2 separate regions of the Mus musculus genome follow, and region 2 is linked to region 1. The links are chromatin loops, found by intact Hi-C in ENCODE. Cell type or tissue: left cerebral cortex. All regions are shown on one strand. Links, peaks and the distances in the headings refer to the core of each region. The heading gives the core; the rest is flanking DNA. Region 1 holds the start of Gm38915 (a long non-coding RNA gene). Region 2 has its middle 16 kb from the start of Eps8.

Region 1 (16,367 bases), core at 5,052-13,051:
GACCTCAGATTCAAGAACCAATCTTTCCGTCTTCTGCCATGTGGATCACAGGAATCGGGCTCAGGTTGTAAGCTAAGGTGACAAGTGTCTTTACATGATACGCTATCATGCTAGCTGTCAGGCCTCATCTCTCCAACCATAGTCACCAGATTCTGCTCAGGAAAAGACCTGTGGCAATGCCCTTGATTTTAGCTACGTGGGTCCCTAGGCATCACTGCTGGGCACAGGGGTTTATTTTACATTACAGAGGAATGAACTAATACATATTGTTTTAGCTTGCAAAGTTTGTGGTAAGTTTCTTGTTGCTCTCTGAGACAGAACCACTTACCAAAGGGCATACATGGGCTAGCCTAACCCTGCCCACATGTAGCAGATGTGCAGCTTGGTCTTCATGTGGGTCCTGAACAGCTGGAGCGGGGCTATCTCAAGAGCTGTTTCCTGTATGTGGGATATGTTCTTCTAGCTGGAGTGCCTTGTCTGGCCTCAGTGGGAGAGAATGCACCGAACACTGGCAGAGACTTGATGTGCTAGAGGCGGAGGCAGGGGGCAGAGGGCAAGGTACCAAGTAGGGGACCTCCACTCTCTCAGAGGAGAAGGGAAGGTGAGTATGGAAGGATTGTGGGAGGGGCTGACCAGGAGAAGGAACAGTGAGTGGGATATAAAGTGAATAAATTTTAAAAAAGTTTCTTGTAGCACAGCAAGGAAAAATGAAGGTGTATCTCATAAATCTTAATGGATATAAGTTGAGTTAATTAAATAAACCAACGCCAAAGTGCCCAGCAGGTACAGTTAAACACTTCTGGGCTCTGCTTCCTACTGGTTGGTGAAATACAAACTTTCCTACCCCATTGTCAAACTTATGGAAGTGAAAGTGGTCACCATCCAGAAGGAGAGGGAAACACTCAACACTCAGCAATAATCATCAACATACGTCGCAAACTCTCTTTGGTTATTTATAAGAATTTATAATAATTTTTTTTAAAAAATCAGTAGCACTAGGTATGTCTTAGGGGCGAAATAAATTGAAGTTACTGTCTTGGTTTTTAGGTGACAAAAAAATTCAGTATTTCATGAATACTATTCCACAGTCTTGCCCTTTCTCCAACTTCCTGTCCTTTCACATACTGACACTCAAAGATACTGAGACCCTGGGAAAGGTTTCAACAATTGCTTCCTGACTGACTCAGAAACCTTGGCAGCCCTGGATTGTTTGTCATTGGATGTGTCAAGAGGATCTCTGCAGAGAGAGGCCAAACACTTAAATTTTGGCCTTTTCCACAGATCATTCCAGCATCAGCTCCAGGGTTTGGGGTGACTACATTGTGCGTACATGGTGCGTGACTTCTCTGGTTCTCTAGGGTGTCTGACTTGCTTCTTTAACGATCCCGAGATCTTTATCTGAGATGTTTGACCTCAGAGGTGGAGCCCCATTATTTCAGGGAAAGCAAGGCCAACACCAGCATGGTTTGGGGGAGGGGGGACGATGTAGGGGGCAGTGATGGATGGGTGTGGAGACCTGAGGTGACACTCAGGTGTTTCTCTCAGTTCTGTCCACCTTGTTTTCCTGAGCCAGGATCTCTTGCTTGACCTGTGAGCCCAGCGATCTCCCTGTCTCCACCTCCCCAGGTGGGATTACAAATCTGCGCTTTTTTACGTGGGGTCTAAGGGTGAAACTTGTGTCCTTATGCTTTGGAGGGGTGGAGCTAATGACCAGACACGCCAACCCTCTCATATGCATGCCTGTTCTCTATGTTGCTATCCCCAGGGTCCTCAACCCCAGGTATCAGGACTGAGACGAGTACACTGCGGTTAATTACAGAAAGATGGCTCAGGGGTTAAGCGGGCTGGCTACTCTTCCAGATGACCCAGTTCCAGACCCCAGCCTCTAAGTCATAAGACTCACAACTGCCTATTAATCCAGCTCCTGGGGATCCAATGCAGCCTGCACACATGAGGCACACACACACACACACACACACACACACACACACACACACACGTACATTAAAAAAAAATCTTTTAAAAAGTAACTTTGAAAGTAATAAAAGATCCAGGATCCCCTGATTGAAACTGATGAGGAGTTCTGGGTGACTCAGGGGATACCTTGTGTAGGAAGGAGGGTTCTCCCTCCCCTCCCCCATTAGAAATAGGTTTTAACAGTGAATAAAGAGACTTGCTCCATCTATGTAAGTGTGTGCTGATGAGAGGTAGAGTAAGGCAGTGTGTTCTGGAATTTTGAGTCCTATGAAAATTACTTATTATCTTCTTGGAGGAAAATGTGCTTTATGCAATAGATTTTGGGGCCAGCAAGTGATTAGTGTTGGCTATTAGTTTATCATAACTCATATTTGGTTTTGTTAGCTTGTTTAATGAAAGGCTGGGCTCTGGCTTTCTATGTAGCTCAGCGAGGCCATGAACTCCTCGGCTTGCTGCGGCTACTGAGTGCTGGGGTTGTCGGTGTGGAACTGCGCGCGAGCCTGTGAGAGTGTGCCTACGCTGCCTGCCCTTCCTGCGACCGGGTAAGTCAGTCACTGGCTCCCATGGCTTCCGGTTTCCTGATACTTACCAGATCCTCACCACCCTCCCGCTCTCCTTCCTCCCTGTTGTTGCTTTGGCTTTCGGACAAACACTAATGGGGTCCTGTCCGTTACACTGAACTGGACAGCTTCCTCGTTGTTCTCCCTGCCCCCACATCAAGACATCTCCTTCCACACTCCAGCCAATCACCTCCTTGCAGCATGATGGTCTAAAATACAAGCCTTATCTTTCTATTCCCTCGAGTGGTTTCCCACAGCTTAAAATTAAATCCCAAGCTCTTCAGCATGACAGGCGAAGCGTTCTAATACGTGCAGACCCTGCTCGGCTCGTGTCCCAGTGTTCTTCTGTCTACAGGAGGCTCTTCTCCCCCTGTGATGGCTTTCCCATACGCTCTTTGCTCAGCCCACACTGCCATTTCTCCCTCCGTCCAACCAACCTCAATCGCCTGTTCTAGCCACCCTATTTCTCTCACGCACCCATTTGTAGATTACTAGGAAGCCACAGCAGCTCCCATGCTTACCCTGGAGATGCCACCCAGTGGGGCTTGTGAGAATTCACGTTTTCTTTCTACCATGTAGGTCTTGGGGATGGAACTTGGTCCATCGGGCTTGGCAGCAAACACCTTTATCTGCATTGTGTCATCTACTTGATCTTCCACTGTACTTTTGGATTCAGGGTCTTTCATTGACCCCAGTGCATACCATTCGGATATGCCGCTGGCCGTCAGACTCTGAGGTCTGCCAGTCTACCCTACCAGTGCTTGGCCTGCAGAATTCACAGCCAGGTTGTTTTGCAGTAGACCTTTCATGGGCTGAGCCATCTCCCTGACTCCCTCTTTTCTTGTTTCTTTTGAAACAGGCTATCTTGTAGCCCAAGCTAATTCAGACTCACTATGTAGCCAAGGATGCCCTCGAACTTCTGACCTTCCTGTTTCTCTCTGTGTACTGAGACGGCAGATGGTGCCATCATCCCAAGTTTACACAATGCTGGGGATGGAACCTGGGATTCCATGAATGCTAAGCTAGCATTCTACCTAATGAGCTACATCTCTAGTCCTTATTCTTCTTAGGAAATACATAAATAAAAACAAAAATATTTTAAATGTATGTAGTATATGAATATCACAAAGTTGTTTAGTTTATTTTTGAACCCTTATTCTTAACTGTATCGCTAATATGAACAGTTATATATGGCAGACTATATATCATATGTAAGCTTTATAATATATGTGTTTACGTAATGATTTTTGCCAGACATACTCTTCAGCAACTATTAGCATCATGTAAAAGTTAAATTTTGTCCACCTATTTATTGTGATTTACAATTTGTCCTTTGTGCGTGCACATATTTGTTTGTTTGGTGTAGTCTCACTATGTAACCCAAGCTGGACTCAGAGTCACCATATCATCAGCTGGCTTTGAACTTTCGCTCTTCCCGTCTCAGTCTCCCAAGTTCTGAGATAACATCTATGCCGCACCACATCCAGAGGCTTGTTCTTAACAAAATATGGCTCCTCTGTATACTTTGGCTCTCTGTAATAACTCAGCCAAGATAGTTTATACCATGGCTTAGCATCTAAAGCCCTTTGTGGGACACTACAGTAGCATTTGCTTTACTGTGTTACCCAATCTCCGGTCCCTAGTGACTATGCAGGATTGCTATATCTGCTACAGATCAGAATTTCGGTATGCTGCTCAGAACAGCAGATCGGCTTATTGTCAGAGGACTCTCCTCAGACCAGCTGATTTAACCTTCCCTTGTAGACTGAGTAGAGGAGAGCGATCAGATCTGAGTCTCAGGAGCTCCCTCCAAACCCAACCACTGATGCTGCATATGACTTCCGCTTGGGGCAGAAGTGCGAGGGGATATACGAGATGGAAACTTTACTGAAAGGGGCACCCGTGATGCTCCTGTGAGGTTATCCTAATGCTGAGATGAGACCTGCTGCTGATGCTGCTACTCGAGGTTCACCCGTGCTCCCGTAACTCCTCCCCTACACCCTTGCAAGCCTGAAAGCTCACTGGTTTGTAGAGCTGGACTCAGATGGAATTGCTACTTTGATCTGTTTTCCATGCCTATCGGAGGCAAAGAGACATTCGATGATCATGTCTCCTCAGGAAGAGTCACAACAAACATTAGGTGACAACAGAACACCATCCCTCCTTCCCCTAATTACGATTTTATCCTTTTTCATGCCTAAGGTTTCAAAGCTTTGCATATGCAAAGTTTATGTCTTCCTGCTGGTTACAGTGCTTGGGTTTTACATGACTCAACAGTTTCTCTCCACACAAAGCCAATTTCACTATGTTTGAAAATGTGTGCTCCCTGCTTCCATAACAAAAATGTCATTAAAAACAGTATCTTATAGACTAGCAAATATCCTCTAATAGAAAATTTCCAGCTAAGAGATTTGGGGAAAGCTCCCAAGTAACACTTGAGTCTTGGGTGGCTGGGTTAAACAGCATTACCTGAAGGCTTTAAAAGTAGGCAAATCCTGAGGCAATTTCATAAAGGTATGGAAGTTCCGAGCATAATTGTGTAGCTGCTTTAACTCAGGGGGCTACGATGTGTCTAAAAAGAATCTTGAGAGGTAAAATTGAAAAGCTTCCTTAGCATCAGGCCATGAAGGTCCTTGACTATAGAACAGTATGAGAGTTTATTTCGTTTAAATAAATAAAAAAAAAAGAACTACTGAAGGATTTTTTTAAAGAACAGAAATAATATAACCAGAACCACCCTTCCAGACAGATGAACTTGGCAATAACGTTTTAAGTGGATTAGAGAGGTAGGGATGCAGGGGCATGTCTGTGGAGAGGCCAGCAGTGTGGATGTGCCGTAGAGGTGTGGGGGTGCAAACCAGAGCGGTAACCCTGAAATCCCATGGAAGAGCAGCAGGAAAGAGAGTGGCTGATCAATAGAATTTGTTAGTTATTGGCTCTGGAAGGCAATGGGGAAGAAGGAAACTGAGGGCTTGTATTGGGAGAATGGCCAGGAGGAGACCGTCCTCTCAGGAGTGACTCCCAGCTGAGGGGTGAGCAGGTGCTCATACCGGACTCTAAGCTCAGGAGCAGACATCAGAAAGTGGCAGGCTGGGAGGCATTGATGATGTGGCTGTAGCAGCCATTGGAATGTGCCCAGCACACTTTGAAGTCCAAGGCAAGTTATGAATGGAAAGTCTGGAGCAGTGACATGAGGTACAAACTCACATCATGCACACTACAGGCTACACACCTTATAGGCAATGCACACTACAGGCTATGCACACTACAGACAATGCACACTACAGGCAATGCACACTACAGGCTACACACCTTATAGGCAATGCACACTACAGGCTACACACCTTATAGGCAATGCACACTACAGACAATGCACACTACAGGCAATGCACACTACAGGCTATGCACACTACAGGCTACACACCTTATAGGCAATGCACACTACAGGTAATGCACCCTCCAGCTTCTTGCCAACGACCAGCTGTCGTGGCTGGCTGCTGCTGCAAAGTGCTTTCTTGCTCAGCTTTGGCTCCTTGATGCTCCCCTGTCCCTGCTGAACCTCCCATGGAGGGTTCTACAGTCTGAAAGGTTTCCAAGCAACCTTCCTTCTCTACCTCCTCCTCTACCAGAGATCAGACTTGGGTCATAGTTTTCCCTGCTTCTGGACCCTCCCCCATCTTTTAGAACACAGTGATTCCACACCACCCACACAATTGCTTGCTGCTGTCTCGGTGACCACTTCTCCCCGCACCCAGGTTAACACAGGAGCAGTCTAAAAAGGGTCAGTGCTGCCTCTGCCATTCTGTACAATCAGAGCCAATGTTCGATGTAAATCGTAGTTTTCAAGCCCTGTTAAATAGTAGAACTTGATCATAAATTAGAAAATAATTCTAGTAGGTTATAGCTTATAGTATATATTAAAGTGAACATGTTCCTCATTACTAATTTTAGGTTGAAACGTTGGACTGGTTATAAGAAATTCTAGTGGGTGATTATATTTACCCTCCAATAAACATATGACATTGAGGTAGTGACCCAGGGTGCAATGCAAAGTCTCAGGTTACAAAAGCCACCCTTCTCTTCTCTTCTCTTCTCTTCTCTTCTCTTCTCTTCTCTTCTCTTCTCTTCTCTTTTCTTCTCTTTTTTCTTTTCTTTTCCTTTCCTTTCTCTTCTCTCCTCTTCCTTTCCTTTCCTTTCTTTTCTTTCCCTTTCTTTCTTTCTTTCTTTCTTTCTTTCTTTCTTTCTTTCTTTCTTTCTTTCTTTCTTCCTTCCTTCCTTCCTTCCTTCCTTCCTTTCTTTCTTTCTCTCTCCATCTCTCTCTCTCTCTCCCTCCCTCCCTCCCTCCCTCCCTCCCTCCCTCCCTCCCTCCCTCCCTCCCTCCCTTCTTTCCTTCCTTCCTTCCTTTCTCCTTTTGGTATGCTGAATGACATACCATTCAGCCCTCACCAACCACTGTGAGAGTGAAAGAGTAGTAAACTCAATGCTCCAAGGTATGCTAATCATTAAACAGATAGCAACATTCCTTCCTCCACCCACCGGCTTCCTGGGTTCAAAGAATATTCATTCAAAGAAAGTCACCCTGACCCACCCTGACCATTGCTGGAACCTGCAATGCAAATGTGCTATTGTTAGGGGCTCTTAGAAACTGTCTTGAGAGTTAACAATTACCAGGTATTCCTTGTGACACCCGTGACTTTGTACTTCCTTGTGATTCTTATCTGGTATTTTTGGTATTTTCCAACAACGCCCTTCCCACCTCCTTGAGTTGTGTTTTTTTTCCTTTAGAAACCCCCTTTCTCAGCTACTCAGGGCGCCATAGTCCTCTACCCCTGCGTGGTGTATGACCGTGGGCCCGAGAGCGCTCTTGAATAAAAATCCTCTTGCAATTTGCAGCAAGAACGTTTCTCGTTGGTGATTTTGGGGTGTCGCCTCTCCTGAGTCAGAACGTGGGGGAGCCCTCACGTTGTGGGTCTTTCAAGAGCAACTCTGAGCAGCATTGCAGAGTCTAGTGTTTAAAGATCAACACTGATAACGTGTTTATTTAGTAAATGAGCAAATAGACAAATTCAATTGTATCAACAAAACCCACTATTAGTCTGACCTCTTGCCATGTAAGTGCCAACAAATTTTGCAGACACCAAAAGTCCCTTCTGATAGTTGGTACCAGATAATCTCAGACTTCTGTTACTCTGTTTAAAAGAAAATCCTTGTGCTCTAAACTGACCATAGCTCAGTGGGTAAATTGTTTGCTGCATATGCATGAGGACCTAAGTATAGGTCCCCGGCATCTGTATAAACAGCTGGATGCAGCAGCATACATCTGGAACCCCACTGCAGAGACAGGTGGACCTAAGTGGCTTCCTGAACAAGCAGTCTGATTGCACACCAAGCTCCAGGTTTCTCAAGAGACACTGTCTCAAAAACTAAGGTAATAAGCAATGGAGGAGGATGCCAGTATTGATTCCTGGTTTCCAGTACACACACACACACACACACACACACACACACACACACACACACACACACACACATATATACAGTCACATGCACGCACACATACACACACATACACATATGTACACACAGACACACACATGCACAGAAACAGAGAGAGATAAAACTTAGAATCATCAGAACAAAATGGCTAAATCAACATAATTAGGATGTCACCTGAATGATTTATACAGTTATGGTTTAGAGATTATTCAATTAGTTTTCTAAAAACAAAACAAAACAAAACAAAACATAAGCAAAAAAAAAAAAACCAAAACAATAACACAAAGTGAGATTGCTGTTTCATTTGCTGAAACTGTGACAGGCTATCTCTGTAGAGGTATGAATTTAACATTAAGGAAACACTGTACGGAAAAGTCATTACTGAAGGAGTTTCCCCCCCCCCCCATGCCCTTAGGAATCGTTTGCTTTCTCTCTCTCTCCTGTTAGGCTATGGTTTAGAAATTGAATGTATTACTAATTCTGCCTCCACTGGATGCCTTCTGACTCAAGAGACTAACACTTTAGCAGAAACATCTGCAGATCTTCTGAGAAGCAGCCAATAACGCGGAGTCTCCTTTGGCAGAAAAAAAAAAAAATCCTGGGCTAGGAGCCCAGTCCATGGCTGTCTGTATGAGGGACAATGAGGCCAGTTCTGACATCTAGAGAAGACCCGATCACTCAGGGGGGCAGTAAGACGTGGAAAAGTAATGTTTTCTGATTATTTTCCTGCAGTTGAAACACATGGGAAGATAGGAGTGGGCAGACGAGTTGAGAAATGCTTACTGACGTAATTAAAATGGAGAGGTGAGTTATTCTATGGAAAGTTTTGGGTCATTATAAAACGTTGCTGTGTAAAAACAAAAAAGGTCGGAGTATTTCGTCTGGTATTGGTTAAATCAGTTTCATAGCTACAGAGTTATGAGCAAACACATTTGAGTTTACAGACTAAAGACTCCTCGACATTATGCATCTCTTGCCAGCTCGAATCACCTTTGGACACGATAAGTGACATTTCTACTTTCAGTCTCCCAGGCTTTAAAATATATATAATTATTATTACTACTAGTAGTAGTAGTGGTAGTAGATAGTAGTAGTATTCCTTTAATTACCCAACCAGGACTCTACCAGACCTCCAAAGACCCCTCATTAGAACACCTCCCTCTGGCTCGATAATTCTGAATGCTGAAGAACTGAAGACCCTCATCTTCAGTTGCTACCGGGATGGATTTCATGTACACACCTATATTAGTTACTTTTCTCATCGCATTGACAAAATGCCTGACAAAAGAGAGTTAAGAAAGGGTTTATTTCCGGCTCATCATTTAAGAATACAGTCAACCATGATGTGGAAAGGCTCTCGGCAGCAAGCACACGAGGCATCTGGTCACGTGGTGCCAGCGCTCTCGAAGCAGAGAGAGAGAGAGAACAACACTGGTGCTCAGCTGGCTTTCTCCTCTTTAAAGATTCCCTAACTCTTGTGTGTGTGAGTGTGTGAGTGTATGTGTGAGTGTGTTCATGCATGAGTGTGTGTACATGTGTTAGTGTGTATGTGCATGAGTGTGTGTAGCATGAGTATATGAACATGAGTGTGTATGTGTGTATGCTCATAAGTGTGTGTTGCATGAATGTGTGCGAGTATGTATGTGCATGACTGTGTATGTGAGTGTGTGTGCATGGGTATGTGTGTGTGTGTGTGTGTGTGTATGTGTGTGTGTGTGTGTATACGTGCGTGTGTGCATACATGTGTGTGTGCACTTACTAAGGGTTAGGATCCTCTGTAACTAGAGCTATATAGGCAATTATGAGCGCCTGAAGTAGGTACTGACAACCAAACCCAAGGCCTCTGCAAGAGCAAAGTGCTCTTAATCATTGAGCCATCTCCTTTCTCCTTTTTATCGATCTTGGACCCCCCACCTTGCGGAACGTGCTAGAAAAGAGTGTGTTTTCCCAGCTAAAGGACCCCAGTGCAGAAATTCCCTAAGAGGAAAGCCCCCTGGATTTGTCCCCTGAATAATTCTAGGCCCTGTCAAGTTAACAGTCAATATTCACCAGCATCTATCCTCTCTGTATTCTAGCGCATAACTCTAATCAATATGGCAGGTCTTCACTGTCTTTGGACTACCACGAAATGCCCAAATCTAATTACTAATATCTTTTCTATATTGATGCTATGCTATTATATGTTTAAAAAAATTTATACACTGTCTCACTATATATACCTGGCTGACCTGGAACTTGCTGTGTAGACCAGGCTGGATTCAAACTCAGAGCCAGCTGGTTTGCATCTACTTCCTGAGTGCGTTAAAGGATTGTGCCAGCAGGCTTGTCTTTCTACGTGTAAAGCTTATCACTCAAGTACATTTAGAAACTACTTATATAAAAGAAGAATGTATGTATGCTACTTCTGTGTTATGCACATACAAAGTTTCTACTTTATCCTACTAACACATATTATTTAGACATCTCTATTTGTGTGTGTGTGTGTGTGTGTGTGTGTGTGTGTGTATGTGTGTGGTTATGGGAGTCCTGCCTCAGAGTCCTGAGCATCTAGGGCTACAAGTTTGTACCACTGCAGCCAGTTTGTGTGTTTTTAATTCTCAGTTTATAACAGAAATAGTCTTTCGACTCAAACAAGGGCCTCCTTGAAGCACTGTTTCCCTTGCACCGTAGGGATCTCAATTTCAGGCCAGTTCTTTCTGCCAGCTTTCCTGATTTCTCTTCTTTGCAGTCCTCAGATGCAAGTATTCCTCAACGTTTTTTTTCCCCCTTATATAATCATCTCACTGTGGCAGATTTTTCTGGGAGCTTTCATTATCATGTATATCAATGTACAAGTTTTAGAACACAGCCAAAAAAAAAAAAAAGTCTTTAACACGACTTTAACACTGTCAAAAGACCGAAATTCAGATGCAGTCTTCATGGGAAGTGTTTCATCTCTTTGTAGTCACCAGCTGCCGCTTCCTGGAATTAAAGGACCATTTTCCAAAGCAGCGCTCTGTAACAACAGTTCTCAGGCCATTGTGTGTGCCATTATCTAAAGCCTCACAGAACCCATCCTTAAAAGCAGGAGCAAACATCTGATTTTGCCCAGAAATCTGCAGCCCGGGCAGGCTTAGCTGGGTGGCTTCACTGGGTAGTTCCTCTAGAGGCTGAGTTTGGGGTGGGGGTGGGAAGTCTTCAGAGCCTAGCAGATTGCTTCCCGCAGTCAACTGTGAGCTCAGCTGTGACCTTTGTGGGGTCCCTCTGTGGTCTTGGCCATCACCACACCACAGCCTCCCTTCTAATGAGGAATATTCCAAACAGCAAACTCATAAGCATGCTGCTCCAGTGACCTTATCTTCCTTAAAACACTGACAAGGCCTTGCCTGGCCTGGGCTCTAGAGGACAGGGACAAAGCCTTTAGCCTTTGGATAGCGGTAAGGTTGGGGAAGGCCTCATGGATAAGCCCTGCCTCTTGGAATGCCTTTTCAAATCCACAATCTGCTAGGAGTTCTAATGCACCAAGTCACTCTCTGTGGGTTAATTCTGGATCATCCGCATAATCCAAAGACGCCCATATGGCTCCTCAGTTCTAAGCAGCAATTGTCTGCCTGTCTCTCCCTGGGCTAACAGTGCTCTGTCTCTGGGTGTGTAACAATCATAGACAAAATGATCTCATTTTCTATATTGTAAGAACAAATGTGTTCTCTGTGTGTGTATGTGTATGTTAGTGTGTGTGTGAGTGTATGTGTGTGTGCCTATCTTGTGTGTGTTAATGTGTAGTATATTTTGACATATGCATATATTAGTGTGTTTCTGTGCATTATGTTTGTGTGTATGTGTGTATTAGTGTGTGTGTATGTGTGAATGTATGAATGTGTGCGTGTATGTGTGTGTTAATGTGTCTGTGTGTATTATTGTGTGTATGTGTGAATGTGTGTGTGAGTGTATGTGTGTATGTGTGAATGTGTGTGTGAGTGTATGTGTGAATGTGTGTATGAGTGTGTGTGTGTGTACACTTCTATAGCAGCATCTTCACTGGAGGTCAAATCTCTGCCCCTGTTGATCAGTGTGTCATTTTTCTCTCCAGCTTTTGTAGAAAGTAATAGAGTGTGCACATAACAAGTTCCCAGCATGTCTTTTAAGAATAAATAGTTCAAACAGTGGGGTGGCTCACATAGATAATAAGACCCAGCTTATCTTCTTTCTGCTAAGGTGGCCTGTTTGTAGTTAACACCAATTTCCTGAAGTGCAAACTATGCATTGTCCTTTAAAATATTAGGGTTTTTTGTTTGTTTGTTTGTTTTTGGGAAGGATGACTCTTGGCCACGAGAGAAACCAAACTTACAGCTCTGAAAAGCACTCTATTCAAGGGAAGGCAGATGCAGCCTCACTCTGAACCCAGCATAGCTGCAGAAAATGCAACACACTGCTGCCTTAAGGGCCAGTGCTGAAACCAGCTAATCAACACGTGGGCCTCCCACTTCAGGGTTGCAAACTTTATTATTTCATAAAATACTAAAGCAAACAATGTTAAGTTGGCATTTTATTCCAAATAAAGTTATATTTTAGAAAGTTGTCTGTCTTGTTTTCCAAAGAAACACTTGTCAGTCTGCAATCCCCACATTCATTTTCCAGTGGTTGTAGATCTTTTGTGGACTCTGTGGACAGATTTGCTGTTATTAGCCTGATAACCTAGAGTCTGGGCTCTACCTCTATATAGTTACTTCATGATATCAATTTCAAATAAAACAAATAAATAAACTCCTTTGAAGAGCAAGCCAACATATTTGCAATGTAGCTTGCCTAGCAGCCTGCGTAGCTCTGAGTCTCCCCCCCCCCCCATGGGTTTGAATGTTTTTATTATATTCATACATTTTGAGGATGATATGATGAGCTACAATTTCATGGTTAGAGTTGTTTGGTTGACACACAACACAAAAGACTTAAGTCAGAGAAACAGTCAGCCAATAAACCAAAGATCTTTTTTTTTTTTCCAGTGTGAAATGTCTCTGTAAGAATGAGTTTCACAATTAGATGGATTTCTTTCAACTACTAGCTCATCTGCTTACTCTGAATTGGCAGAAGGAAGTGAATAAAGTCCTTTATATCTGTATATGGAGAGGCTGGCACCAAGCTGGCTTGTGGAGTATGGTCCTGAGTGTTACTGCCACATTCAACTGCCACATCGTCATTGAAGCTTACTTCCCTACACTTTCCAACGACCCCAATCAAAAGCACCCGTCTCACTTGGTACAGATTCATCATCACACACCTCTCTTTTATAGAATGCACTAGCCCACTCCTAAACCCTTAGGCAGCTCCCAGGACCTGGCTATGAGAATGTCAATAAAAGTGTTATGTCCCAAAGTCCCTTGTTGAACTGACTAAGTAATGGCTTTTGAGAATTTAGATCTGTGATGTTCGAGGACCACTGTGTATGAGTGTCTCCACCTCACTTCCTTGACCATCATTATCCCAGCTAAGCACGTCCACTGACCAGTCTGGCTACACACATCTAGCCTTGAGTAACTGCTGGAATCCTAACTGAAACAGCTAGTGTAGGCTCTACCTGGAAGAGAATATCAAATTCCCCACGAATCCCTGTTCTTTGTGGCTCACCAGGGAACAGCTAAGACATTGCACCACAGGCATTTAGATCACAGACATGATCTTCCATCTGCCTTATTGCCAAACACATATTAATGTCTGGTGAGTGACCTGGTGCCTCGACTTGGTCCCCAAATGTTTGGCCTTTGGTAAAGGCAGCTTGACTATCACCACATAAGCAGGTCACGCTATCATTTAGGTTTTAGGATTACAGGCGTTCCCACCAATGAATGGCGTGATCTACCATACATATATCAAGACAAGGGTTTTCCCATAAGCCTGTAGCCTTGATGCTTAAGAAATTACATGGGTCCAGTGTCGAGCGCGCCCCCAACTCGCCAGCAAGAACGACGCTGCTACAGGATCCTTCTGCACACGTTTATTCAGTCCTATTTCTTCTTTCTCTATATCTCCCTTGTTTATATCTCCCTTGTTTATATCTCCCTTGTTTTTATATCTCCCCTGTTTGTATCTCTCCCTCGTTTATATCTCCCAATAATAACAATCCTCTCTCGAATAATAATCCTCCCTCTAACCCGGGCCTCTCACTCTTTTATACTCTCAGTTCCCATCCACGCACAGCAGGCCACGCCACCTCACCAGGCACGCAGCTTCAGCTAATCAGGGCAGCAGGGGCATATCTCCACCAAATTGGATTCACCTGTATCCTGGTACACCTGCGCAGCACTCAAGATGTTTGTGTCTTATATGAGGAAGTCAGGTGCAAGTCATATGACTTAGCTGCAGTCCCTGGCGCCTTTGGGACTGCCGCCACACCTGCTCCCCACAGTCCAGTCATGGTTTCTCATTTAAAAAAAAAAATCTTGAGGACTGGGAAGGCAGTTCAGTTGGTAAAGTGCCTACTAAGTGCCCTAAGGCAGAGGGTCTGAGTCCAAATGCCAACAGCTGTGTTGAACCCTGGACATGGCCTGTGTCTTTGATCTCAGTGCTGGGGTGGTGCATACAGGCAGGTCCTGGGCTTTGTTGGTCAGCCTGGCTGGTCAAATTGTTGAACTCTGTCTCAAACAGTGATGGGCCCTGTCTCAAACTTTAATGTAGAGGCCTGAGGATCCTGAGCTCAGAGGACAGGGTCCTTATGAATGTATGAAAGGGGTATATGAAAATCTATTGTCTTGCCACTCAGTTAAAAAAAATACAATTAAAACAAAGAGTTTGCACAGGTTGTCCCGTGCAAACCCCAACACATGAATTATAGCACACTTGCACACACACATATTCAGGAACACAAAATAAATGTAAAATAATTAAAGAGTTTAGGGAGCAATGCCTGGCAAGGCTAGACAGTGCTGCTCCTTAGAAGCCATGACTATTAAAAACAAGACAAAACCAAGCCCAGCGCCAGGTGGGGCTACCTCCTTCTGAGTTGTCAGTCAGTGAGCCCTCATAGCCCCCACCTCCACCTCAAATCACTCAGCCTCTTGCCACTCCCCTTGGTTGCTCAGCAGTACTAAATGATAACGCCCGGAAGGCTGAAGACACAATAACTGATTGATAAACAGTAGTCAGGCAGGAACTGAGCAGGAAGCTCCCATTGGCTAGCTTTCTTTATGCTGCAAGGTGCTGTTCTGACTGCTGGGGGGTGGGAAGAAATGGCGTCAATGATCTTACCCGGCTGCAAACCCCTCAGACTGTAAATACTTAGCTGACAGGAGAGATGTTCACACATGTGCCTTTGTGGATTAACTGCTATGGGGGGTAACCAATCACTCTTTGACAGAATTCGGGGAACACTCTGTACAAGGGAATCTATGCCTAGTCAAAAACCCATGGCTGGGGAGGTCACAGGCTCTAAGGGGAACTTATTTCTGTTATTTAGCCAAGTTGACATAGCAACAAACTGCCGTCTAAATAATCATGTTTCTACCTACAGACAAATGCTATTCTCAGCTTCAACAAAAAGCTTTCCCTTCCAGTTCAAAATGGTCATGGCGGAGACTCAAGGCTGTTCAAAGAACTGAGAGTAAGTGACAATAAAATGCTCAGCCCTAATGAGTACATTAACGACCATCTGAATGTTGTCACATTGTACAAGAAGGACCGGAGAGAATGAAAGAGCCAGAGATAGGAAGCAGGGCTGGAAAACGCCAGCTTCCAAATGGGCCATGCATATTACGACAGGTCTCAGAGCAGTTGTGGTTGCCTGCCCTTGGTCCTCACAAGAATGGGTACATCAACAGCCAGTACAGACTGGGGAGGAGGAAGAAGGGTGCCCTGCCCCTTGCTGCTTAACTCTTGGCCATGGAGAGATTATTCTGAGAGGGAGAGAGTCATTATCTTCAGCTGTGTATCCACAAGGGTTCAAGGAGGGCTGTGGCTAAACTCGGCGAATAAGCGAGGCGTTGAAAATTGATCAATCTGAAAAAAAGACTGGTAGGGAAGAGTGAGGATGGATAGGGATAGGAGGAAGATAAAAACGGGGGACAGGGAAAGCAATGAGAATGTGTTATATATACTTGTTCAAAACTAGCAAATAAATTTAACAAGTCAATGTGCATGCGTGCGTGTGTGTGTGTGTGTGTGTGTGTGTGTGTGTGTGTGTGTGTGTGTGTGTGTGTATGGTGGAAACTAACTGAGGTTAACTCCTAACACTGACTTCTGGTCTTGATGTGCACACATGCACGTATGTTTGTGTGGATAAGACACATGCAAACATGAACACAAGCACAAACATGTACACATATGCTCTGGCTAGTTCTTGTCATCTTGACTCAAGCTGGAGTCATG
Region 2 (16,367 bases), core at 3,051-11,050, 47 kb before region 1:
GTGCACTTCGTAGCCATCTTTCCAGCCCTAAATTGAGTTATTGACGCAGTGTTACCTGGACCAGAGTGGCTCTAAACTCACACTCACCCTGCAGCCAGTCAAAGATGACCTTGAACTCCTGACCTTCCCGCCCCGAACTTCTAAATCAGTGCTTCTCAACCTGTGGATCACTCACCCCTTTGGGGTCAAATGACCCTTTCACAGGGGTCAAATATCAGATATCCTGCATATCAGATATACTCATCACAGGTTCATAACAGTAGCAAAATTACAGTTATGAAGTAGCAATGAAATAATCTTACACATGGTGGTGGGGGGGGGGTCACCACACTATGAGGAACTGTATAAAAGGGTCACAGTGCCATTAGGAAGGTTGAGAACTGCTGTTCTAAATGCCGAGCACGTGAGACCCTCGCAGTTCGGACAGTCCTGGGCACTGATCCTAGGCTTTCATTCATCAGCGAGTGCCCTAGCAGCAGACCGAAGTCCCAGCCCCTCAGGGAAGTTTTTGTTTGGTGTTTGAACTTTCAACTCTGAACCTGCAGAGTTTTGCAGCAGAGAAAAGTTAACATTTTATTAACCCTTGTGAATTGAGTTTCTGAATTTTCACTTCTGTTACATTTTAAAAATTTATTCTGCCAGATTTTTTTCTTAATGTCTATCCCTAATGTCTAAAGCAGGGTGGGTTTTGATGTTGTTGTTGTTGGTGGTGGTGGTAGTGGGTTTGGTTGTTATTGTTTGTTTGTTTTCCTCCATAGCTTTAGGCTCGCTGCGCTCTGGAATCTTTGGGCTAGTTAGTAATTCCCCTTGGGTACACTCATTGGCATTGCAAGCACAGACTCTGTTGCCTGTACTTAGCACCCAAACTTTCTTCTTCCTTGACTTCAGAATCCTCCTGAAAGGGAAAAAACAAACAAACAAACAAACAAACAAACAAAAAACAAACAAACAAACAAAAAACCCAAAACCCTATTAGAAGCTGGGAAGGTAGGGAAACACAAAGCCATGTATCTAAATAGGTACCTCACAAAGAAATCCCTTGAAAAATGCAGATAATATTTCTGCTCGTGATATAAGTATCTAAATTTTAGTGAGGTGGGGGGTCGGGGGGAGGAGCCAAACCTGTCCTCCAGTCTCCATTTGCAAGTGCTGTCAAAGGCTCAAACCAGGCAAGCTAAAGGGAGAGGAAGCGGGTGGAGGGACAAGCTGAGTGGGGGGAGACAGAAGGAGTGTGAAAGAAAGGAGGAAGGAGTGAGAGGAGAAAGAGAAGGGAAAGGGGGAGTAGAGACAGTGGGAGAGAAACGGGGGTGGGGTGGGGGGGAGAGGGAGAGAGGGGAGGAGGGAGAGAGAAAGAGGGGTAGAGAGCTGGAGAGGGAGTCTTTATACTGAGAATGCTTTTTACTTTCCATCCACACCACCATCTCTGGATAACGTTTGCACAATGTGAAGCTTTCAATGAGACCCCCACACTTCCTTATCTCATGAAGCGCAGGGGGTCCTATTGTACTAACTATAATTTTGAGTATTCCTGAGGTACACAAACTCTCATCCAAAACACCAGATGCTTGTGGCTTTTGTAAAAGTTGACACCAGGTCTCCTTCACACCCCAGCAGGGTCTGTAATTAACACGTTTATTTCTACCGCAGAACATAGTCACACAAATGAATCCAGAAGCCACCTCCCATCAGTTCAGATCGAATGTGTTGACAAACAAGCGCCAGTCACATTAGACTTTGCCACCGAATGGAATGGAAAAAGCAAATGAAATAGCGTGTTACAAAAATAGGTAATGTGGGGGCTGGAGAGGTGGCCCAGTCGTTAAGAGCACCTGCTGCTCTTGCAGAGGACCCAGGTTCATTCCCTAGGGTCTGCAAAGCAGCCCTGTCCATCTGTAACTCCAACTCCGGGGGAGCTGGTGCCCTCTTCTGGCTACACTGGGCACTGCACACTCGTTATAGACTTCATACTTCATACAAGCAAAGCACACCTGTGTAACTATGCAGTGTTGCTGAATTCCCCATCTTTGTCATGCAGGCCCTCTCTAGGCGGCTACAATTTTGTGTCCTTAAAAATGTATGCATTCCAGAGTCATCTCACCGCCACAGTGAGTCAGGCATGCCTCCCATCCCCCGTCTATTCTGTCCTGACTTCATCTTCCACCTTTCTTTCTCTAAACACTATTTTCACTCTGAGATAATGCAATTCTTAATAATCGTATTTTAAATTAGAATATATAAGTGTCACCTCAAGCGCTCCGAAGTCGTAGCAGTGGGCTGGGCAATCTTATCTCCCGCTTGCAACAACAATGAACGGCCCGAGAGGCTGTTTGTTCGCTAACGCTTCTCATCTGAATTCCCAATTTTCGAGATTTTTATCTTCACAGAGAATAAGTCCCAGTTCCCGATGTCCTTTCCGTGGAGGACATTTTATGAAGCATGTGTTATTCTAATATATGCACAGGTGACATTTCTGTCACAGAAAACAAGCTAAAGTCTAAAGTTTACCAGGTGTTGTGCAAAAATAATAGGCTAACCACAATAAAAAGTGTTTAGGGAAAGTTCTGCGTGGGGCCGACCGATATTTGCACACAATCTCAGTGGTTTTCTTCTTGCCAGTGTTTTTCTTCTCTGCTGGACTGGCAAATCCTCCTGCGCGTTACCCCCCCCCCCCCCACACACACACACCACACATTTATCCTCACTTATTAGAATCTCAGCATGGGCCTTCCCACAGTTCCCACACCTAAGTCCCCTTCAGTAGCACTGCCCACGGGTCACACTTACCCATTACACACAAAGACTGTGGAGTGCTGCAGATGGTTATGCCTGGCAGTCAAAACAAGGGCTACGCACGCACGGTTCAAGGCCCCAGAGAGTAGGAGCCGTTAGGAGCTGGTAAGATGTCAGCAGCAAGCACTAATTCAAGAAGGGCAATCAAAGCCCTTCTCCAGAACACAGAGCTTTGGGAGCCCCAGGAACGCATCAGGTGGCTCCTGCATCTTAAAGGTCTCTGACTCACCTACTCAGCCAAGGGCAGGGACAGGCCCTGGGGACATGAAAAAGAACAAGATTATCCTCACTTACCCCAGGGCTTGCGTTTAGCAGTTAGACATAAATAAATAATTACTAACAGCCGTACACAATTCTGTACCACCACAGCACGCTACCTAACCACTGAAAAATGACGCCCCAGCGCCACCCTGGGAAAGTCAAGTGTGACATCAGGTTCTCACCCTGTTGTGTGAATGAATCCCTCCCAGCCTCTGTGTTGTCCCCTGAGGTCTCCAGCATATCCAACACAGCTCTGTAGCCTTGACTGTTCCCTCGCCCTGAAACACCCTTCCCTCAGCAACCTACACAGCTGGTGCCTCCATTCAGATCTCAGCTCAAATGTGACCTCTTCTGCTTAACCGCACTATTTACATGGTACACCCACCCTATGCGTGCGCACACACTCGGGGGCACGCGCACGCGTGTGCACACACACACACACATGGGTGCACACACACCACCTCTCTGTCTCTCCCATTGCGTGTTACACGGCCTTTTATTCACTTCCTTATCACAGTCTGGACACATGTTCACTAACTTAGTGGCTCTTTGCCTCATGCAAATCCCGTGTGAGCAGGGACTTCGCCGTGTTGTTTACAGTCGTGTCCCCCACGCTGGGCAGAGCTGGATGGACAGCTAGATGAAGAGAAATGTGAGATGAAGTATGAAGACTGTGAAGCAGGCAGTTGAGGGAATAATGGGGTCAGGGATGGGGGAGGATGCGGGATGCAGAGAAGCACAAAGACTGAGCGGAAGGCGCTGAGGCACGCTGAAGGGATTGCAAGGGGGAAATGGAGTGATCTGGGCCCAGCACACTGTTGGAAAGTGCTGGGCCACGGAGTCCAAGAGTGAACAATAAATGACTGGATTAACGATTGGGGCTGAGCTCCACAAAGCAACCTCAGCCATCTCAGATCACACTCCAGAACCATTAAGGAAAAACAAGGGGGTTGAGAAGATATGGTGCTTCCGTTCAACCTGGTAGAATGAACGGGTGACTTTGAAGACTTTAATAACCAAAGCTAGCCTCAGGAAGCTGTACTGGTCTGGCCACCTGAGGGAGGAGCCCCAGAAGGCAGAGAATGCTAACCCTGATTCAGGATCTGGGTTAGCATTCTTGCTTACAGCTCCATTGCAGGCTTCAGAAGAGGAGGTGGCATCAGGGACAGAGTCAACCCCATGCTGGACATTTGGGGGTAGAAATAGCTTCCTAACAAGTGGGAAGAACTCACCGCTTACAGCAGACAGGCTGAGACATACGCATGCACCCTCACGATGAGCTATTAAATCAGGCAAAGCGTCGAGAGTGAGAAAGTCCAGAGGCCGAGGACGAGAGAGGGGCTGCACCGAATAGGGCCAGGCAGCTAAGATGCTGATAAAAGCAACAAGTGTGAGCTCACGAGGACACACACCTGAGAACACACCACGCTGGGTTGCTGCGTGCAGACACAGTGTTCTCACGCAGAGAAGAGACTCGAATTCTCATTATTAAAAAAAAAAATGGGAAGAAAAAAGCTAGAAGGAACTGTGGAGCTGAGTGAGAGTAATTCTGCAGAGATGCTAAGAGAATACACCTTAAGAGCACAGAGTGTCTTTACATTAAAAAAAAATGTATATTTATTTGCTGTGTGTACGGATGTGTGTGTCGCTTCTGTGTGTTTCTCCGGAGTTTCTGTATGTGCGTGCGCGCGCATGCGCGCATGCATGTGCGGGTGGGGGTGTGGTGTCTGTTTTAAACAGCTCCGAATGAACTTCACTGTTTCACTGAGGGTGACTTTGAGCTTTTGATCCCCCTGCCTCCATCACCCCACTGCTGTGGTTACAGGCACACACTTCTGTGCCTGGTTCATGGAGCACTGCAGATTGCCACCCTAACATTCTGCCCACCCAGTCTTGTCTCTAGCCCTTGCTATCCCGATGAGGCACAGAGGGGGGAACTCTCCATCAGAGAGAGTGTCTAGATTGGAACCCAGTCCCCCAACTTCCAAAGGAAGATGGTGCTTTTGCGATCACTAAATGCAATGGAAGAGCCACTCTGTAGACAACGGGGAAGAGGCGGAGAGGCAGATGTGGCAAAGGATGGTCTAGTAACTAAGCCACCAGGAGCGGCAGAAGCTGTTTTGTGTTTTCGGGGAGCAAGTGTGAAGCACGCGGGATGAGTGAATTCTATTTACATCCCACTCAACAAGTGCTGAGGGAAAATGAGGGGGCCGGCTGGAGACACACAGCCTCCTTCAGCATCGTGGTTACTATTCCACAACTCTGAAATGCTTCACGGAGCCAAGGGGACGATTCAACTTGAAAAAACCAAAACCACACACTCTTAAAAAGACATTTAAATAGAAACCCAAGGGCTCTAAATTTCTTACAATCCACAAGCTTTCGGTGGATCCCATCCGGGCTGGGGCACTTATTGTTTGTTTGTTTGTTTGTTTGTTTGTTTGTTTCAATGGGACTGGGGAATGAACCCAGGGCTTCTTAGATGCTAAGCAAGCACCATACCAGTGAGCTACATCTCCAGCCTTCCGTGGCATTTTCAGTTCTGAGCAGGAACATGAGGTGTTTGTAGTCTTGGGAATACGGCCTAACGGCACCCTTCTGCGTTCCCAAGATTTTTGGAAAAGAGTGAGGATGGCATCGGTCACATCCCTCTCGTTATCTTTCCTCCTTTGCATTCTGCTCATCTCCTACAGAGGGGAAGGATTGAGTGCAAGAAACAAAAGACAGAGCCATAAGGACACACTGAGGAGAGTAAGTCAAGTACTAAGTCAAGGTAGTAGCGGGTATTCCTTGCTGCCCTGCTCTCTCTACCCTGTGCCCTGAAATGCCTCGGCTCTTCTGCTGCCCGAAGTCTTCCCCATGTCTCCATCCTCCTGTGAGCATCTGTGGCAGGAACATCTCAGTGTCGGGTGTTACAGCGGGCCTCCTGCTTCCCCTGTGCCGGCTTATCACGCAGCTGGCTCCCAGAGTCTGTCCCCAAGTCACACACATGCCCTTCCCTCAGCCCTTTGCCCATTTCTACCCCCTATACCCACAACAACAGTGTTTGACTCATCCCTAGTGTAATCATGATGAGATCAGCTACAAAAGATACAGACATCGGGCAAGTGAGATGGATCAGTGAGGGAAATGGCTTTCCATGCAAGTCTGATGACCTGAGTCCCATCCACTGGAACCCAGGTAAAAGGGCGTGTCCACACACACCCACAGACACTCTCACACACACTCTCTCTCTGGTGCACACACACATACACACAAATACACACAGATACAAACACATAAACCATATAAACAATAATTAGTATGATTTAAATAAATATATGGAACTCATTTTTTCTTACTTTGGGGAGCATTTTTATATTTAATAAAAATTGTTGGGCTGGTGAGATGGCTCAGTGGGTAAGAGCACCCGACTGCTCTTCCGAAGGTCAGGAGTTCAAATCCCAGCAACCACATGGTGGCTCACAACCATCCGTAACGAGATCTGGCGCCCTCTTCTGGAGTGTCTGAAGACAGCTTCAGTGTACTTACATATAATAAATAAATCTTTAAAAAAAAAAAATTGTTAGATGTCCAATTTGGGAAATTCATACCACTTCAAACAAGATAAAGTTATGCTTGGGAGCTGTGTCTCAGAAGGAATTAGAAAGCTCTGGACTTAGCCAGTCTTTGCTGCGTATTCATTTCTATTCTGGGCAGTGCTCAGAGCAAAGATGCACAGAATTATCTCCTAGACAAATGCAAATAATCTTCATAGAAAGCTCTTTATTTTCTTCTCTAAACTGTGGTATCTTTCTTGCTCACAACTCCCTACAGTGGGGTGATAATTAAAACACCTGCATTCTTTCTAAAATTGCTGATGAGCTAGCTCCAAACAAGAATAAGAATAAGCAGAAACGGCCATGCTATCATAAATTGAGTTATTATGCCAAGAAGTAGGAAATAAGTTGTGTCTGTCAACAGTCACCTCTGTCCACCCCCACACGCATCATGTCTGGGTCCACACTCCAGCATTCCTAGGAACAGGTATTCCGGCAGGAATAATCTCCAGGCTGAGGTGGGCTGAGCACACAGGGCTTCCATCGTGCTGTGTTCTTCATCAGAGCAGTGCCCATTATGAAGAGACAAGATACTTGTTCTGCCAGCAGATAACACTTCACTAGAAATAGAAGTCCTACTATCTCCCACTCAGACGGTGATCAGCATCCTTCAGGATGATCTTTTGAAACTATGGACTTGGTGTGCTCTGCAATGATGCGAGATAGGCTAAGGACTTCTCTCTACATGGACAGTGTTTTAAAATATTGACCACCCTATGGGCTCACACCAGTCCGATCCATTATCAAGCTAAGTGGTCTTCCATTTCACTATTGGACAAATTATTTTTACTGTACCCGTTGCAGTAGAAAAGCCGTTCTGCATTTCTGGTTTTCTTGGTTAAAAGAATGAAAAAACAAAAAAACCCTCACTAATTTCTAAACTATAAAAAATGTTCTATTGAATGTAGACTTTCCTTTTTTTTTTTTTTGAGACAGGGTCTCCATGTTGCCCCACTTATTTCAAAATTGCTCTTAGCCAGAGACTGCCCTTGAACACCTGCTGTGTCTGCCTTTGCCTTCAGAACACTGGGATGGTAGGTGTGTCTCAGCATAGCTGGCCATGGAATATTCTAGCTTTAAACACTTGACAGACAACTAATACAAATGCTTTTGTTTGTTGGTGTCCATATGTTTTTAGCCAGGTGTGCCATTGCATGCTACTTTGAAAGGCTGAAGTGCCTTCCTATGATTCCAGGAGTTTGGGGCTAGCCTGAACAATACAATGAGATTGCCTTTTAACAAGTTTACCTCGTTTGAAAAAGAACAGAAGAAATAACCTAGAATATGTGATTCATGTAGCCTAATAGTTAAGTTTGTGGGACATTCATTTGTAAAAGGGAAATGTCCCCTCAATGAGCTTCGAATGGATTCATTTGCTGGGTTGCTGGGACACAATTCTCTCTGGGTTTTTGACAACACTTGTTTCCTAGGACCTTTGAGACTCTTTCCAAGTGGTCAGTGGAAATAAACTTCCTTTTTTTTTCCTGTGCAAAATGAGCCCCAGTGGCTCTCGGGCTATTCTGCTGTGTTCTGATTACTGGCTTCTCACTCAGGACTCCAAGAGTCTTGCCAAAGCACCAAATGATTTTAATCCAGACTCTAACATTTTGGCTGAGAGTTTGCAAAGTCACCCTAGACTTTTAAACGTGTTTTTCTGGTGCTAAGTTCAAAAGATATATATTATTAGAAAACATTGGCATTCAAACACCTAAGTGGCCATGAGCACATTGACATTTGCATAGCCCCTAAGAACACTGTGGTCCCCAGACCCTTAAAGAGGTAGAACGCATTCTAAGGTGGAGTTGGACCATATGAAACACATATTTAAAAACGAAAAAATAAATAAGTCCTGTTTTCCCGTCACAGTAGAAAACATCTGTTTTGTTAATGGACATGATTCTATTTGCTTGAGTAGTTTTCCAGATGTTTTGAAAGTTCTAAACAGCTACATCCTTTCTGATCTGTGCTGTTCTAAAAGAGTTGACTTGCTACAAAACCACTTAGGCCTATGATAAAAATAAAAACAGTTACGTTTATCATGAAAACTAGACATTTTAGGCAAGGCCTTGAGTTGCTGTACCCTATGGAAGATTTTTTGTGTCTAGAAGATGTATACACACAGGCATCCTGGTTTCTCTTCCCGTTTTCCTGTTATTTGTTTGGTTCTGCACTTTAGAAAGTACTCCCTGATCAGTATGTTTTTTTCTTCCTTCTGCATGCCTCTGCCTGAATATTTTTCTGAGTATTGTTCTAACAAGTTTACATATAAAACCTCTGTATTTTTGTTTCATTTGTGTTATTTGTGTTATCTGGTGATGAGCGTCAAGCCTGGGTCCTTACATCTATCAGATAAGCCTCTAGCACTCTGCTGTTCCCCAGGCTCCTTGTCTCTTTTTCAGTGTCTGTAAGCGGGTCACAGCCACAGGTCCGTTTTAATCAAAGAAAATGACTATTCAAAAAACGAAAGTCCCTTGGGTCAGGAGAGATGGCTCAGTGGTTAAGGGCACTGGCTGCTCTTCCAGAGATTCTGAGTTCAATTCCCAGCCCTCCTTTGGTGGTTAACAACCAGTACAAGATCTGATGTCCATGAGGTCTAATGCCCTCTTCTGGTATGCAAATGTACATGCAGGTGTAAAACCCATATACATAAAATATATAAACAAATAAAGATTTTTCAAAGTCCCAATAGAACAAAACAAAGTTTATTATACATTAAAATTCAACATATTTCTCTAGTAAATATCATCCCATTGTTGTTTATTTCTCAATCTCATGTAAGTTTCGAAACACCAAGAAGCTGACTCTGACTGAGCTAAAGTTGAACATTCATTTTTAATAAGCACATTTGTTCTCGCTCATCTCCTAGAACACGGGTTACACCTGTTGACTACTGGGTGCCACTGCCACAGGGCTTTCAACTATCATTTCTTGAATAGCAGTGGCCTGGATTGGAGGTTACTGTGTCCAAAGAACTGGCAGGAAATAATATGTATAATTACATAAACTAAAGGCAGGCTTATTTTATATAATTCCAAGAACTCTGAGCAATGGGTAGTATTATCTTCACTGGCTCTGAGAAAAGAGTCTTAGAGAGGAACAGGAATAATTTAGACAAATTTGCACAAGTGTGAGGTTGTGAATTATTTATCTAAAGCCAGGTTAATGACTATTTTGAAATATAAAGGAGGCCACTGAGACCCTTCACTGATTTCCTCTGTTGTGGTTGGTTCTAAGGGAACCTCAAGACAGAGAATTGACCTTCAGTAAATCTCCCCTTTTCCTCAAAATTTCACCATTCAGTGCCCAAGCATTTGTTTCCATTCGTTCCCATCAAGCCTAGAAGCTTCTATCATAGATGTTCCTATACCCCCACCCCACCCCCGCCAAGGCCTAGCCTTATCTGCATTCAATTCTGATTCTCCCCTCAGCACACCCTGTGTCTCCTTAGTCTCCAGTGTTTGGGGATTGGAAATTTGCTGACCAGATAATGGTTATTCCTGAAAATCTCTAAGAATCTTTGAGAATTATCTGGCCTAACTTGTATGAGCAAAATATTTTGCCAACGATTGTGACTGCCAGGGATGAAGTTAATTCAGGCTCCATCAGGTCAGGGAGATAGCTCAGCTCACAGTCAAGTGATGCTGCACATGATACATGAGGACCCGACTTCAGATGCTCAGGAGCTGTTCTCAAAAACTGAGGGAGGCTCAGTCGTTAGGAGCATTTTACTGCTCTTCCAGAGGGTGTGAACTCAGTTCCCAGCATCTACATGGCTGCTCACAACAACAGATACTTCCGTTCTAGGGATCTAACCCTCTTCTGTCCCCTACAGGCTTCCTGCATGCACGTAAATCAACCCATCATCAATCAATAGTGTTTAAAATACATGTTGTAGTGGTACAACCTGATGCATGATGGGTAGAAGCAGGAGGGTCTTAGGAGTTGGCTGTCCAAACAGTCCAGCCAATAAGTGAGGTCCAGGTTCAGTGAAAGACTGTTTCAAACATTAAAGAGGACAGCAATTGATAAACACTGGACTATGAGCTTCAGGTTCCTATACACACACACACACACACACACACACACACACACACACACACACGAGTTTTTACTTACTGAGATAATAACCAAACATCACTCTTTCAGGAGCTGTGTAGGTGGCTTACAGCATAATTAAAGCACTTTCAGACCCTTTACATCAGAAGTCCTCATTACAGCTTGCTTAATCAAGTGAGTCATGTAGTTATTTCACTCAAACAGAAGGCTGGAGAGGACCACTTGAGAAAGAAAGGTAACGGAGGCCCTGGGGAGTAGCTCAGCTACTACTTGCTTGCCTGGAAAGCAGGAAGCTCTAGGTTAGATCCTTATAGCCCATAAACTGGGCACAGTGGCACACGTGGGAAGGGGAGGCAGAAGGACCAGAAATTCATGATCATCCTTGGTGACGTCCTTTGAGGCCAGGCTGTGGGACATGAGTCTACCTCAAAAAAGGAGACTTCCTTCCCACCACTGTCCTCTGCCAGATTGATGGTTGCAAGGTGGCTAAAGCACTTGCTCTACAGCCTATAGATACTGTGAAGAAGTAAGGAAGGAGCTACTTTGCCTGGCAGCCTCTCTCTTTTGCTGAGGAGGATGCCTTTTCTCAATGTCCCATCTTGCTCCGTAGGAAGTGGACAAAGCCCTAAGTGAGATTGTATTGCTGACATAGGCACAGCTATAACAAGGGTCAATGCCCCAGGGCCATGGGACATCAGCAAAGCCTTTCTCCACGTGGGTCAGGGTGGAAATTGGCAAAGCCTTCCTCCTCTGGCCTAAGTATGAGTGTTTAAAGATGATGGATCCGTGTGTACAAACTGAGCAACTGCAGCTTCCTCCTCCCAGACAGAAAATAGGCTGGAAACAGAGACCTCCTACTGTGACTGGCTAAAGCCTCTTTTTGTGCTGAACATATAAACTACTGAAGTTCCAGTCAGCAGCAGGTGTAGCTCCATCTAATGGCACATAACCCGCCTGATTCTGTATTGCTAGAGTGTGTCTCTATCACTGTCTTTTCTTCATTTCCTGCCTGCCTCTACTCAGAGTCCCCAAGACCAAACTGTGCTGAGAAAGGCCACATTTGGTTCCCACACACCCAAATTGGAACCCCCAGTAAGGATGGAGGCTCAAGCTGCTCCCAGCATGGTCCCCACTGCAGAAACCACTCTTGACTCTCCCAGGGCCTTGATGTATTCCAGCAACATATTTCAAGTGACTGTGGATATTCAAAAGTACTGCTTCTTACACAATTATTATAAAAATTTTTCTATTATTCAATCATGGTTAAAGTCACATTCACTAAGTATATAGATTTTATTTCAGATCCCAATAAACAATAATACACACACACACACACAAGCAAAGGGACTGGAGAGATAGCTGTTCTTGCAAAGGACTCAAGTTTGGTTCCCAACACCAACAACAGGCAGCTCAGAGCCTCTGGCTCCAGCTCTAGGAGATCTGAAGCCCCTGGCCTCTGTAGGCACCTGCACTCATCTATACACACAGAGACACACATTCATGGGCATAGTCAACTATAATAAGAAAATTAATAAAAAGAGTAAGCAAGTGTGCCTTAGTCAATGTTCCATTTCTGTGAAGAGACACCATGACCAAGGCAACTCTTAGAAAAGAAAGCATTTAATTGGGGTGGCTTGCAGTGTCAGAGGTGCAGTACGTTTTCATCATGGCAGGAAGCATGGCAGCACTCAGGCACCCACGATGCTGGGAAAGGGGCTGAGAGTTCTACTTCTGGATCTACAGGCAGCAGGAAGAGAGAGACTCTGGGCTTGGAGTGCCTTTTGGAAACCTCAAAGCCCACTCTCAGTGACACATTTCCTCTCAAAAGGCCACACCTTCTATTTCTTTACAATGGTGCCACTCCCTGGTGACCAACTATTCAAATCTGAGTCTATGGGAGCCTTTCTCATTCAATCTACCACAGCAGGGCATTTTTAAGTTTCTTTGTTATTGAGTCTACTCTATTGTCTTAACATTTTGCTAAATCCATAGGTTTGGGTTTTTTTGTTTGTTTGCTTTTTAGTTCCCACTCCTATCCCCGCCCAGAGACTGTGTATCCCTGGATGTCCTGGAACTTAATATGTAGAACAGGTCTTCTTGGGCTTTTACTGCTTTGAACAGACACAACCAAAGCAACTCTTACAAGGACATTTATTGGGGCTGGCTTACAGGTTCAGAAGTGCAGTGCAGTATCAGCAAGGCAGGAGCATGGCAGTGTCCAGGCAGGCATGGTGCAGGAGGAGCTGAGAGTTCTACATCTTCATCTGAAGGCTACTAACAAAATACTGACTTCTAGGCAGCTAAGATGAGGGTCTTAAAGCCCACACCCACCGTAACACACCTATTCCAACAAAGCCCTACCTCCAATTAGTGCCACTCCCTAGCCTAAGCATATGCAAACCATAACGCACTAGCCTGCCTATTCAGAGATCAGCCTGCTTCTGCCTCCCCAGTGCTGGTAATTAAGGCTTGCATTACTACCCCTGGCAAATCAGTGGTTTCTAAGTACAAACCACAGAATGAAAACCAGCCCACGAGTCTCTGAGCTTCACAGTAATGTTCTCCACTGGTAGAATTCAATTACTACAGCCAGCATGCCTGAAAACAGCGCACAGTTGATGTACCATTCCATTTGAGTTCACTGAAATAATTGCTTATATTTCTATTAGGCACGCATGCAAGATCCAAACGTTAAAGAGGCAACTCTATTATTATGCATGTGAGTGCTGTTTGAAACATTAAAACAAACGCAAAAACATTTTTTTTGAGACTATGTGACTAGCAAAGTTTTAGTGCAAATGCACTATTTGAAGTGGCTTTTTGTTATACTGAGGCATATTCACAACTGTATTTAAGCCAGCTCCGGAGTCACCCCAAACTTAGCAACTTAAAACAGCAGTGCTCATTTATTTAGTTCATGTATCTGCAATTTGATCAAGTTTGGGAGAGGCAGTGACTCTCAGCCACCCCAGTATCTGTTGAGGAAGCTTGACTGGGGAAGATTCCACTTCCAAGATAGTTGGCTGTTGTAGGAGTTGGTACAGTTCACAGCCAGTTCAAGCTACTTTTTAAAAAAATAAAACTCAGATGGAATGGCCTTAACCTTTCTTGCTCATAGTTGTGAATGCTAGACGTCCAGGGTACCAGAATGATGGCGACTGGCGAAGGCTCACTTCCTGGTTTACAGATGACTCCTCTTATATCTGCGACAGGGAGAGAAGGATTGAGAAAGAAAGTCAGGAGGACAACTCTTTTCTTATAAGGGCACAATCATGACATGCGGGCTCTCTGTTCATATGGATTTGGGTGGAAACACTTCGCAGGTATTATTAACAGGGGGCGCTCTTCTGTAAATTCTGTCAGGACTATTGTCTGAGAACATAGGCCCTTGCCCCATGAGTATATGTCTCGATTTGGGCCGTAAAGCATGGAGGAAACAAATTCCTCAAACCCAGTGGGAAAGGTTCTAATACTTTTGTTTATTCATAAACGGCAAAAAGCAGATAAATGGGTTTTTTGGGGGGGGTTGGTTTTTTGAGACAGGGTTTCTTTGTATAGCCCTTGCTGTCCTGGAACTCACTTTGTAGACCAGGCTGGCCTCGAACTCAGAAATCTGCCTGCCTCTGCCTCAGATAAATGGTAAAATGGGCCCACATTCGTTCGTTCACACAAACACTCTCTCACTAACCTTTCTAGTCTGGCAGGTGTACCCTGAGTTCCAAGCAGCAGGCAGGAAAGATGCGATTCAAAGTGGCGTGCAGCCTTTGCTAGATAAGCAGCGGATGTCCGTGTGGGGTCCACGCGGCACAAAGTTTCTCCACAAGACTCTTGGGAGTTGAGCCATTTTGCCATGTCCACTAGAGTTTTAAAGCTAAATTCAGCCAATTACAACTAAGGCGTTCCACACATTATTCTCTCTCTCTCTCTCTCTCTCTCTCTCTCTCTCTCTCTCTCTCTCTCTCTCTCTCTCTCTCTCTCTCTCTCTCTCTCCCCATGGCCTGGTTCTCATAGTTATCTAGGGCCACAGCGACATGCCCATGGCATTGCCCCACCGCGGGCTCAGGGCAGTGGGCGTGAGTTCTTTATCATTCTCTCTCGCTAATTCTACCGCCCATTATCTGCAGCCGCAGAAAGCAAAGCCGAAGCCATGGACGCCCCTGTGCTTCAGGGAAATGTCCTCTTTACAGTAGACCTGTCTCAGGCTTCATCACAGCATGGCAGCTGGATTCCAGATGCAAACTTTCTCATAGGAAATCATCACCATCAGTATCTTAAGGATTGCTCCAGACTCTATCATAGCATTAAGCCTGTCTGTTGTATTCTGTCAGATAAGCAATGGTGCAGACCATACCTAAACTTAAAACAAATAGATGTAAGTTCCTGCTTCAGATGGAATGATAGGAAGGAAGGAAGAGAGAGAGAGAGAGAGAGGAGGCAGAGAGGAAAAGAGGGAGGAGGGTGGGAGGGAGGGAGGGAAGAAAGAAAGCAGCCACCTTTAATTTTAAACTCCATAGATAAAATTTGGTTCTGCTTTCAGAGTTCACCCCCATGGACGTTCTGTCTTCTTTATAACATAATCAAAGTCCAAAGATACCCAGTTTAAAAAATTAAAGTCACAATGTAAGTATCCATACTTTTAGGACAGACATTAAAATAATTTTCATCCTTGTAAATATTCCAGAAGAAAGCTGAACTGGAAATGTCAATACATCTAAAATTAAACTACATACATTATGTTTTGTAAATGATGCTAAATTTATGCCTTTGGACTATTTTGTTTACAGATTAGAAAGTCACAATTTGACATTTCCCTTTAAAGTCATTTGAACATTTTTTTTTTAATTTGGAGTGGAGATTAGTAACAGTGTTCTAATTATAGGACATATTTTGATTTCTGAGTCTTTTTTTTTTTATGGTGTCACTTTGCCCTAGGACTTATACTGGAAAAGGTATTTTTATCACATGTTTAGAGACAACAATCAAAGTCTAGATGCAGTGGAAACCTTTTTTCTGAGCTTTCTAAAAATATTAGGGACAGAATCAGGACTCAAGTTCTGTAGCTCCACTCAAAAGGCTTCGGAGAGACACAGCCTCAGCGCGAAGCACATTGCTGGGTGATTTAATATGGCAGCCAAAGCAGCTAGGAAACTCTCCCCAAAGCATTTATTCTTTAAATAGCTCTCTTTCCTAACATTCATTTAATTCACATTACATGTATGAATGTTTTGTTTACATGTGTGTACATGTACTGCAAGCATGCCTGGTGCCCAGAGAGGCCAGAAAAGAGCATTGGATCCTCATGAAGTGGAATTACAGACAGTTGGAAGTCGCCTTGTCCGAGCTGGGAGCTGACTCAGAGTTCCCTTCTTCAAAGCTGAACTGTATCTCAGCCCATGTTAAAATGAAACAGTTCTTAATTAGGTACATGGAGTGTGTGTTTCCTTAAAAAAAATATTTTAACTCCCATTTGTTGAAGATTCTTAAAGTTCATTTTGGAAATATAAATTTAAAAAGTTCATACTTTTTTTTTAGAGGTAGATGAAATGTAGCCGATAACTTCTGATTATAAATAAATGACACTTTTTATTCCTTGGCGAGAGGCTGACACTAACTCAGTAAGAGGCATAGCAAAGTAGTTTTCAATTAACTCTCAGTTTTATG

What was found. A loop is a pair of places that touch in the nucleus more often than their neighbours do. Peaks named below come from ENCODE experiments on the same cell type or tissue, not always from the same donor. Only the 100,000 strongest peaks of a DNase experiment are listed, where the experiment ranks them.
Region 2: a loop joins it to region 1, with 2.7 times the contacts of the local background. A loop is called at or near these places in 13 of 42 quality-filtered maps.

The regions. Positions count from the first base shown.
Region 1 is chr6:137,701,899-137,718,265 of GRCm38, forward strand. It overlaps Gm38915 (a long non-coding RNA gene), which reads left to right and starts at 1,247. Exons shown (of 4, transcript XR_869522.1): 1 at 1,247-1,333; 2 at 2,401-2,519; 3 at 8,766-8,837; 4 at 15,514-15,532. In left cerebral cortex, for the core only: no CTCF peak of the experiment used is centred there; DNase peaks (open chromatin) are centred at 8,654, 10,784, 10,997 and 11,486.
Region 2 is chr6:137,656,976-137,673,342 of GRCm38, forward strand. No RefSeq gene overlaps it. Among named protein-coding and RNA genes, the nearest start is that of Eps8, 16 kb to the left of the region's middle. In left cerebral cortex, for the core only: CTCF peaks have their summits at 6,596 (motif pointing left) and 9,255 (motif pointing left); DNase peaks (open chromatin) are centred at 5,214 and 8,108.